Linked DNA regions of Homo sapiens: region 1 is linked to region 2. Evidence: read pairs that join two places in POLR2A ChIA-PET (ENCODE). Cell type or tissue: HepG2. All regions are shown on one strand. Links, peaks and the distances in the headings refer to the core of each region. The heading gives the core; the rest is flanking DNA. Region 1 overlaps LRMDA (leucine rich melanocyte differentiation associated). Region 2 overlaps LRMDA (leucine rich melanocyte differentiation associated).

Evidence for each region. Peaks named below come from ENCODE experiments on the same cell type or tissue, not always from the same donor. Only the 100,000 strongest peaks of a DNase experiment are listed, where the experiment ranks them.
Region 1: POLR2A ChIA-PET joins it to region 2 with 5 read pairs; 3 of 35 experiments call an interaction of 5 or more read pairs at or near these places.

The regions. Positions count from the first base shown.
Region 1 is chr10:75,436,094-75,441,471 of GRCh38, forward strand. LRMDA (leucine rich melanocyte differentiation associated) reads left to right here. Exons shown (of 7, transcript NM_001305581.2): 2 at 2,301-2,401. Among named protein-coding and RNA genes, the nearest start is that of LRMDA, 7.2 kb to the left of the region's middle. In HepG2, for the core only: no CTCF peak of the experiment used is centred there; a DNase peak (open chromatin) is centred at 2,388.
Region 2 is chr10:76,023,815-76,029,192 of GRCh38, forward strand. All of the region lies in intron 2 of LRMDA (leucine rich melanocyte differentiation associated), which reads left to right. Among named protein-coding and RNA genes, the nearest start is that of MIR606, 470 kb to the left of the region's middle. In HepG2, for the core only: a CTCF peak has its summit at 3,276; DNase peaks (open chromatin) are centred at 1,137, 2,567 and 3,329.

The DNA.
Region 1 (5,378 bases), core at 124-5,123, 590 kb before region 2:
CCCACACATGGATTTGTAAGCACTCCATGGCCCCCAAGTTGGAAGTCCTTATTTATGGCATAGGACTTGATCTGGGCTCTATCACTAAGAAGCTGTATTGTGCTGGGCAGGGCTCTGGAGTCTTAGTTTCCTTGTATAAAACATCAGAAGTTTTGACAAACTGGGTGTCTATTAGATTTAGTCCTTGGCCATTCTAAGAGGAAAGAGCCCAGTTTCTGCATCTAAAACTCAACGTCTCTGCTATATATATCACAGAGGTCTTGACTGATAATATGTGCAAGACAGTAGTGCAGGCTGGGGTGAATGGGATGGATTTTCTGGTGAGCGCCATGGACCTGGGGTTCATTGTGAACGTACAATACAGAAGAAGCTGCTGAATTTTTTTTTTTTTTTGAGACAAGTCTGGCTCTGTCGCCCAGGCTGGAGTGCAGTGGTGCAATCTCGGCTCACTGCAAGCTCCGCCTCCAGGGTTCACACCATTCTCCTACCCTAGCCTCCTGAGTAGCTGGGACTACAGGCACTCCCCACCATGCCCGGCTAATATTTTTTGTATTTTTAGTAGAGATGGGGTTTCACCATGTTAGTCAGGATGGTGTCGATCCCCTGACCTCATGATCCTCCCACCTCGGCTTCCCAAAGTGCTGGGACTACAGGCATGAGCCACCGCGCCTGGCCAAGAAGCTGCTGACTGAGCAGAGATCCTGAGGGAAATCGAAGTCCCCAGATAGAATAGGGCCTTATAGCCACAGTCTCTCTTTGGCATATGATTTCTGTCTCAGCTTGGAAGCAGAACTTAATTTATTACACAAGGAACTGTGAAGAAAGATGGACCCCAGGTAGAAAGAGGAGAGATTGCTAGATTGAACTTAGAGTCCTTTATTTTTTAGCCTATATCTTCTTGAGTCAAAATTACTTTATTGGAGTCAGCTATTTTTCTATCCTTTCTCCTTATTTTCTCTCCTCCTAGAATGAAGTTACTGAAGGAGAGTGGATATAGGATATTGCATTGTCAGCAGTTTGTCCTCATTGGATAGGAGAAGGTTGAGAGATGACTGGAGATGTTGAGGGTGTCAGGGTTCAGTGCAGCTTGTATTAGGTTGCACCATGTAAAAGAGCTATTTTGTGGTTCTAAAATGGTTGGATATTGGTAGTTCACATAGTTGAACCTAATATCTGAGGATGTAAGATGGCCACCATAGTCTTGTTTCCCATGAGGAAACACCCTCCTGGGGAGTCTCTCTCTCTCTCATTCTAAGAGATCTTTGTCTATATGTGTGGAAGAATGTGATTTGTAGGGAAACCAGAAGAAGGTTATAGCCGTGTCTTGGGCTTGAATTTCAAGCTGGGGGTTGAGCATGTTGTATTTTAGGGAAACAGCATGCATTGTGGCCCACTGGTCAACTCGGCCTCATGGGTTTATTTTATGGTTTGAGGATTAGTTGCCAATCTGCCCACAGAGTGCTGTCTGTAAAAATGGGTTCCAAAAACTGGGTGATTAGGGTAGTGAGAAAGTCCACTGACCTTCTCACAGGTTCTGGAATCAGTTCAGATTCAGTTCAGTTCAGCTTTTTAATATTTGGGCACATACAGGTACTTAATAATAAATAATCTGTAATAAATAGAAGAATGCCCAAAGAAACAGCTTTGTGCACAGAGTGGGATTGACTGCCAAAGGGCCTCTGGAGGAGGGACATTCAGGAGCCCCGGACACACATTGTTGCCCTGTTGCCTTCAAATCAGCTTTGTTTGGGTGTGGAGGGCATTTTGTACACAGTGGCAACTGGATGGGATTTGTGGTCTGGGGAGGTTTTCTTTTCCAACCCTATTTGTTCCAGCACCCTGAAGGTTGGATGCTGGTAAGTGCATCTGCTGTGTCTTTTATGAGGTAATGTGCATACCAGGGTACTGGAGGGCAGTGGAGGAGAGGGAGAAGAAGGGGCAGAGGAGCAACTGTTGCAAAAGCCCCTGAGTGAGAGGGCGATTGTTGCGGTTATATCAATGTGCCCTGATATTCAGGTTTCTTTTGGACACCTGAATCTGGCCAATTTTAGTCCAATTTCCATTGTCCTGGGATTAGTCTTCATCATGTTAACTGCACCAGGAAAGGGGAGCTGTTGGTGGAGTCCTTGGAGCCCCCAAAGCTGATTTGATCAGGGAAACAGTCACAAGTGTGGCCTTTTTGTGTGTGAGAAACATGTGTTTCAAGTTGCAGAAGCAATCATTGGATCAGTAATTTCAGGGTTGGGAGCAGCTGGGTGATTTCCATTTGCCACATTGTTTCTGTTCCATTTAATTTCCAGGTGTCCTACATAGGCCAGGACTGCAGAGAAATTCCAGAGCACCTTGGCAGGGACTGTGGACATTTCGCAAAGAGGCTTGATCTGAGCTTTAACCTTCTGAGGTATGTAACCTTCACAAGATGTAGGCCAGGCCTGGGAGGCCCAGTCCTCCTGGGTACTTTAGGGCCAAGCAGATAAAAGTCAAATGTTCCAACTCCACATGGGTTGTCCTTTTATTCAGCAGAAGGCTCTGAGATGCGTGGAATCACACCCCAAAGGTTTCACTGTGTCCGGTGATTCCTTGGCTGCCTTTTTTTGTGCTGCTGAAGAGGCAGGCAGCATATTGAGCCTCATCCATTTCACACGAGTTCCTATGAGAGAGCCGTCATATTTTCACTGTGTTCTTTTCATTTCTCACGGATACCTGTGCAGACAGGTCAGAATACTCTTGGGGAAGGAATGAGATGAAGCCTGCAAGAGTGTTTTGGGGTGTCTAGGTGTGCTTTCTTAGGATAAACACATGTCCCAAAACATTCGTCGAGTCACAGGTAGGGTGTGTGTATGTGTGTGTTCTCTTTCTTTTGTCTTTTTATGAATGGGAGCTTTAAATATTTGTGATGATAATTTCTCCCGGATGGTGTTTCAAAGCAATTTAAATACTGCTGGTGTGGAGTGGGTGGGAGGAAAACTCTCTGACAACTGTTCCAGTCTTGGCAAAGGTAAGTGTGATCTTGTATATTATTCCAGTGGAGAATACAGGCAGTTATTTCCTTTCTCCCTAAAAGGTTATGCCTTGCGCCTGGTTTGGGGGCTTGGAGGAAAGAAGTAAGAGGTACTTGGAAAGCAGGTGTCAGTGGGATAAGAGCAGGGGTCAGGCAGGACGATTGCTTTTCCTCCTAACAAGCTGGTGCCACCCAGGGCTTTTTCCTCCATGCCCTCCTTGAGAGCTGTGCTGCCCTCTGAGTGGGACAGACTGTCCTGGGGTCAAAGGAGAGATAAGAACCTGAATTCCATTCCAGGGCCCAAGCACTTTCCTGCTTCTAGGCCTTGGAGTCTTCATTTCCCACAGCTGAGTCAGGATACTTGGGAATTAGGAATTTGTAATTGGAAAATGGAACACAACTCTGGAAAATGAACACAACTCAGGGTAATAAGGCACGAGAGGTGGAAGAGGATTTGTTTGAGGTCAGCCAGCGGAACTCCTTGGATGCTGCTCGGGAGCACATGGCCACACAGAGCTGTGTTGTTTCCAGGAAAGGGGCACCCTGAGGGTTGTAGTGGATGGAGAGTGGCCGCTGTCTGTGTATTCTTCCTTACTCCCAAAGGGTTTGTGTGCATCTGGGGAGAGGTGGAAACTGACAAGTTGTAAAGTAGTACACAGGGATGAGAGGAAGCCAAATAAATACATGCTGACTCTAGAGAAATGAAGGATGTGTTTTTTGTTCCAGTACCTAAGGAGAGGACCGAGTGCGTGGCCTTGAGTGCTCCAGCTTCCCAGAGCAGACTTAGGCAAAAGGCTTCCTTTCCTGGGCATGGAAGGAGTTCCTCCTGTGTGACCAGCCCCCAGGGGCTCAGGGCACTGGAGCTTGGGTTGTGGTTGCCCTGAGTAGTTAGTGGGAGCCGGATGTGGATTTGAGGAGGCTGGACCCCGTGAGGGAGCATCAGTGCATGTGGATCATGGGACTGGGCTATTGGGTTTGAGGAAACACAGCCATCTTTGTGATGTCCAGGGGCCCTGCCTTTCTTTGGGAGAGGAGGTACTGGACCTTGGGAGGTGTGTATGTGTGGCAAGAAGGGGCTGTTGGCTCTGAGGGGCTGGATCTATATGGATTTATTGTAGGAAATGACACATACTAGATGCAGGAAAATTTCGTAAGGGGGTGGCTGAAAAGTGGATTCAGAGGGAGAGCACTGAAGATTTGTATTTTCCTTTGTTGAGAGGAGAGACATTTCTGTAGTGTTGAGTTTGAGTTGGTTTCACATCTGGTCAGGAGCCTGTTCTTGTCCGTGTTGTGGTCAGTGTGTGAACTCCACACTGGACAGTAGCTGAGTTTGGGCAGGGATGAGGAGTGGAGGGGTGAGGTCTAAGGTTCAGAAAAAGTTTGTGTTTAAGAACTTGGTTACACTGGAGTCAGTTGCAGACCAGAATGGAGAAAAGCACTCCTGACTTGAGTTGGGTGTGCTTGGGACTGGATCACCTTTGACCTTCTTTATTTACCTAATTGGAGGGAAGAGCAGGGGAGGCAACACTATTTCTCTTGGGTGTTAGAAGAAGATTCGAGCTTATTTGGGCACTGGTCTCTATCTTTGCCTTCAGCTGAATCAACATCTAAGATGTTTTAGATGCTTAGCTAATTCCTCTTAAAAAAAGAATAAGCAGAGGCCGGACGTGGTGGCTCATAGCTGTAATCCCAGCAGTTTGGGAGGCCAAGGCGGGCAAATCACCTGAGGTCAGGAGTTCAAGACCAGCTTGGCCAACATGGTGAAATCCTGTCTCTACTAAAAATGCAAAAAATTAGCTAGGCATGGTGGTGGGTGCCTGTAATCCCAGCCACTTGGGAGGCTGAGGCAGGAGAATTGCTTGAACCTGGGAGGTAGAGGTTGCAGTGAGCTGAGATCGTGCCATTGTACTCCAGCCTGGGCAACAAGGGTGAAACTGTCTCAAAAAAGAAAGAAAGAAAGAGAAAAAAGAATAAACAGGAGAGGGGGAAAATAGGGAGAAGAGAAGAGACAGGAGATTCTAAACTTACCTTCCAAATGAGTGGGGATGGAGTGGATGACCCAAGCTCTCTAGGCTTCAGGGATCATGATATCCAAATGAAATATTGTAAATCCACATCCCATGTTCTATAGAAAGTTTCTACCTAGGCCCCTCTGCCCCTCACTATATCCGTGGGATTGCAGGGAGCATGTTTCCCAGTCAGGCTGCCCTGCACCCGGCACACCGCAGCTCCCTGACCATCTTTCGGCTCTGTTGTCTGCTATTCTTCCTCTTGAGCAGCCTGCCTGGCCCCACTCTGGACACACCCTTCATTTCTCCAAAGCCCAACACCATGTTATTATGTATTGACTTGTACTGCCAGCTGAAGGTGTAGTGAA
Region 2 (5,378 bases), core at 314-5,313:
GCTTCATTTTCTGAGGCAACTAATTTCTTCCTTTGAAAAGAAAATATGCACATTTATTTTTCAAAAACAATCTTTCAGCTAAACAACAATTGGTCTAGGTTTGTCTTCATGTACTGTATCTCAGCTGATCCCCATTCTGATATCTGCAAATTGGACAGGTCAGGGATTTTCTGCCACCTTGAAAGATTAGAAAGCTACATTTTCCAAGTGTTATTTTTCCAAAGTCTTAGCTCACAAAACCAGGACTTGAAAACAGAGCTCATGACTCAATGGAGTGGTCTTATGCTGTGTGTTTACCAACTAGATTTGCGTTTGGCCTCATTGAGTTGACAAGATATTCCTCATCAGAACAACACATTCCCTATGAAAACACCACACTGGCTTCCTGCTGCCATGAGCAGCAGTCAGATAACCAGAGAGGCAGACACAGAGGAAATAGCCTTGGTTCAGTGCTGGGAAAAACTCTTTTTCTCTATGCTGCACAACTGGAAACAGTTGATCTCGTCTCTGTCCCTAACATTGTTAGGTGCTAGTACACAGGGCCCAGGACATGCCATGAGAGGATCTGGAAAGCAAAGCTCACCAAATTATTCTTTGAGAGGTTTTGTGAACCATAGAGCTAGAGCTATTCTGGAAGAAAGAAAATGGCTCCGGTAGCAAGCCACTTTTGGAGGTCACCATATCTCCTGGGGCCTTCTTTCCTGCTGGAGACATAAAGCTATCTTGTAGTCTGGGACAGAAAACGTGTTTTCACCTTTTTCAGCCAATTAAGACCTCACAGAATCAACAGTTGGCACGTTTTTACTGGCTTTCCTGGCCTGAGTCCATTCCAGGGGGGCCCTGCCCGTGGGGAGCTGGTCTTTGGGCAAGTATTTGATTAGGGGCCCTTGGGGTCCCTGGGGCTTTGAGATCCAGCCGTGTAAATGTCTCCTTTTCTGGTTGGCTTGCAATGAGTAGACACCATCTGTTGAATTAAAAATTCCCTTTATGGAGGGTGGTGAAAGGCTTGTGTAGAAGAGACACTGTTATCTTTCAAGCAAACAGTTCATGAGGTTGAAGAGCAGCGTTCTTGGCCCAACATATGTTTGCCCAATGGCTGTGGGCGCCTCCCCCACCAGGCTCTGCATTCCGCCCCATGGCGAGGTGCACGCATACCATGGCTGCGGTACACCGTGTCCACTCTCACATCTCCCTAGCAAAGAAAACCCCCATTTATAGAACCCGCCAAACAAACTCACTCTTTAGACTCTTAAAAACAAACAAGATCCCGAGGCCACAGGCTCCATGCGTGCATGTGTGGTTTTGTAAAATCTCAAGCCGTGAATCAAAATAATTTCAGAGACATAGTCAAAGCCCAGGCCAAACCCTGTCACCAGGGTGGGAAAAAGACAGGAAAGATTCGCTTTGAGGAGGGAGGATAGCCCAGAGAAGGAGAATGATGGGAGCAAAACATGGAGGCTGTCCTTCATCTAGTATGTTCCTGGAGAGACACCTGCTCCTTGTCTCTGTCCTTAGGGACTTGCTATAATACCTTCAGGACAAGCATAGGAGGGATGGGCCAAAAACAGAAAGGGCTTACTACAGCCCTCATTGCTTTCCTCTCAACTTCCAGAGCTCATCTTATCCATGCTGCTTACTGATACGCTGTCCTGTATGGTGTCCCCTTATTCCAAGCCCAGCGTCTCTGTCTCCTTCATAGATGGTAAGAGCATTGAGAGCAGATTCCATGACTTGTGCATCATTTGTATCCCCAGATGCATGTGCTCACTGAATTCCTGTCATGTTGGAAATGGATACCACACCACATGCTTTTTGGTAGCAAATCAGCTTTCTGGACTGTAGCTTACTTGAGTGCCAGGATCAAGTTATCTCTTTTCCTTATGTTCCCTCACCACCAAATGTGGAATAAGGTATCAGCAGATGCTCAAAAGATTAGAATTCATTTGCATTGAGACTTAGCTCAAGCCCATCTCCTTCACCAGCCCCAGCCCCTTCTCAGAGTAGCACTAATCATCCCAATCTATTACCCTGCATTATCTGGTAACTGCTTCCCTGTCTATACCTACTACTTAATAGTAGGGGACTATTGCACAGTCATCCTTGTAGCTCCAGAGACTAGCAAAGTACTAAGCACAGAGTTGGCACTCAATACATTTTTATAAATGAATGAATGAACAAGCTATAGAGGTGTACCCCAAGGGGATCATTAGCAGATAAATCTCAAGCCAGTCCCACCTAATGCATACTTAACTTCAAAGGAAAAAAAAAATCTAAGAACTAGCTCTTTGGGAGATTCTTCTAGGAGCATCCATGGAGTACAGAGTGAAAGGAAAAAGAACTCGAAAACCATTTAGGTTCATCATTATATTAATAATTGAGGACGTACAATGAATGGGTTACAAAGCTACACACAGTGTTTGGATAAAGGATGTGGCGATGGTGAATTTCCATTTCTGGACCACAGCTAGAAAGTATGTAGAGGTAGTTTAACATAGTTGGGGAGCACTGCACTTTATGTACACAGGTTCTAAATGTGGCCTGGTGACTCATGTGTGTTTTCAGGTAGGCCACTTTACCTCTCTGGACATTAGTCATCTTCTGTGAAGTAGGGGGAGAGTGGAACAGCCTAAAATTCCTCTAGGATTCAAAGTCTATGAGTCTATAAGAAGACTATAATAGGGCATATTTTACACAAATAGAGCTGTAGCTCTAATATGTAGTTTACTTTCTATAAGAGGTCAGGGTGCAAACATGTGCCTTTTTATTATGGGCACATGTTACACCCTTCCCATAGTTAGGAAAATATTAAAGAAGCCTTGCACAGTCCCAGCTAGAAGAATGAGGCATAGAGTTTAGTGTGCTGGAACTCTGCTACCCTCTTCCTACCAGACTGACTCTTAAGGGACCCTTTGGCAAAGCAGAACTGACTTAACAGCCCTTATAAACTATAGTTATAAAGGAAGGAGCTCCAGTCAGATAACCATAGTATCTGGATAGAATATTAGAAGCCATCGAATCTGATCTCTATGAAGAAATTCCCTCTAAACATTCTCCATGATTTTAGCCTCTGTTCAAATAAGTATAGTGGCTCTGAGGGCAGCTCATCCTTTAGTGAACAGCTTCTCCATTTTGACAAGTTTCAAAAAATTGATTCAAGACATTTCCTCCCAGCTTACATAATTTTCTATTTGTTTTTGATTCTGCATTCTGGAACCCTGTAGGCTGAGGACTTTGAAATGACTAAGACTTCTCTGCTCCTGGTTAAGCAACTTTAGGACTGTCTCAATCACTGTTTCTTACACCCTTCACCTCCTGGTGGTTGTCCTTGGATGGTGTTTCTGAATGCAAATCCACCTTTGAATCTGGCACCTGGAATTCAAACAAAGCTCCAGGCACAGGCACTTAGGGGCCAGGAGAGTAGTAGAGTGGATTGGGATCAGATTTGCTTCTGTGGTGGTCACTGGCGATTCATACTAAGTCCTCTTCCCAGACACTGCTCTTTTTCTAAAGCTTCTACATGTTATGTATGTGGAATTGTCTTGTTTTATTTAAAAGGAATATTAACTGTGGTTTTTCCTGATTATAAAATGTATATTCATGATAGAAAATTTAGTAGCTAGAGAAAACTATTTGAAAATGACTGATAAACTCCTTACCTGGGGGTTAACGGTATGTATCTGGGAGATATAGATAGGTATCACACACATACACACACACACATAAATATATACATTTAAGTGTGTTTGTGTATGTGTGTACAGAATTGTTATAATGTCTCTGTGTACAAGATTGTATATTAACAGCAGTTTATAAACTAGAACAACTAAGAAAGATGACTTTGATGATTCTTAACCATTAACATGGAAGAAAATGCCCAGAAAAGCTTGGTGCAGATTAAAATTTGTGTGGAAAATGGTGAGGACCATATGGATGACTTTTAATTTTCATGCATGAGATCTTTGTGTGTGTACTATATTACATTGTGACTTAATTTGGGGTACTTAAATGTATAGCATGAAAATTGTACTGGCTCATTAGATAGCTGCCTACAATATTATTTTTAATTCCTGTGTAATATTTTATGATACAGATATATTGAGCTTTATTTAATCATTCTTCAATCCTTGGGCATTTAGGCTTGTTTGCAATGTTATTGTAAATGCTATAGTGAACATACTTGTACATAAACTTATACACATCTTTGATATTTACTGAATAAATTATTGGAATTGGAATTAGTGGATGCAAAGGTAATTATTTTTAAGTCTTTTAATATAAATTGCCATCCAGCAATTTCACTGTCTCATTAGTCTTGTGTTTGTTTGAAGTAAAAGCTTGACAAAACTATGTTAAAATCTAAGAAAAGGATATAAATATTTTTATTAGAATATTCTAGATTCCTAATAAAGCTGAAAATTTCTCCCATATTTTTATTATTGACAAATTTCCTTGTGAATTTTCCATCCAAGGTTTTTGGTCATTTTTCTGTTAGGGCTTCAGGTTTTCCTTAATGATTTATAAAAGCTCTTTCCATGTTAAGGGTGTTAAATCTTAGACTGTTAGAAGGGTTGCAAATATATTCCCAATTTTCATATTCCTTTTAATTTTTTCGAGTAAATATTTTTGGATAGTTGAACTTTATTATTTAGTTTACATTAGACACTGTGAAATTTCATCTTATTGAGCTGAAAAATGGTTGATTCTAACAGGATCATTTTGGATCCTACTGTATCTTTCTTAATATCTCTTTAGGGTCCTGTCCCCTATAAATGTGATAAACATCTCCTTAACCAAGCCACTGGCAAAAAACAAAAACAACAAAAAACAAAAAAATAAGATCAAAATCCCTAGAATCTACCCATAGAGCAATTTGAGCCATTAATCAGTATTCTTCAGGTACATTTTTGAAGCAGTTATGACTCTACTTCTACCTAAGATTGTCATTTTCTAGCCTACTTTTTGGCTTCCTGTCACAAAGATATTATGAGAAGCTTATTCAAAGCCTTTTTTTTTTTTTTTTTTGAGCCGAGTCTCACTCTGTCGCCAGGCTGAAGTACAGTGGCATGATCTCAGCTCACTGCAACCTCCACCTCCCAGGTTCAAGCGATTCTCCTGCCTCAGCCTCCCGAGTAGCTGGGACTACAGGCACGTGCCACCACGCCCAGCTAATTTTTGTATTTTTAGTAGAGACGAGGTTTCACCATGTTGGCCAGGATGGTCTTGATCTCTTGACCTCATGATCCACCCTCCTTGGCCTCCCAAAGTGCTGGGATTACAGGCATGAGCCATCATGCCTGGCCAACCATTTTGAACTCTGAATACAATATATATCTTCTTTATTCCTACATGAGTATCTCCATTAACAACTGGTCTCTCAA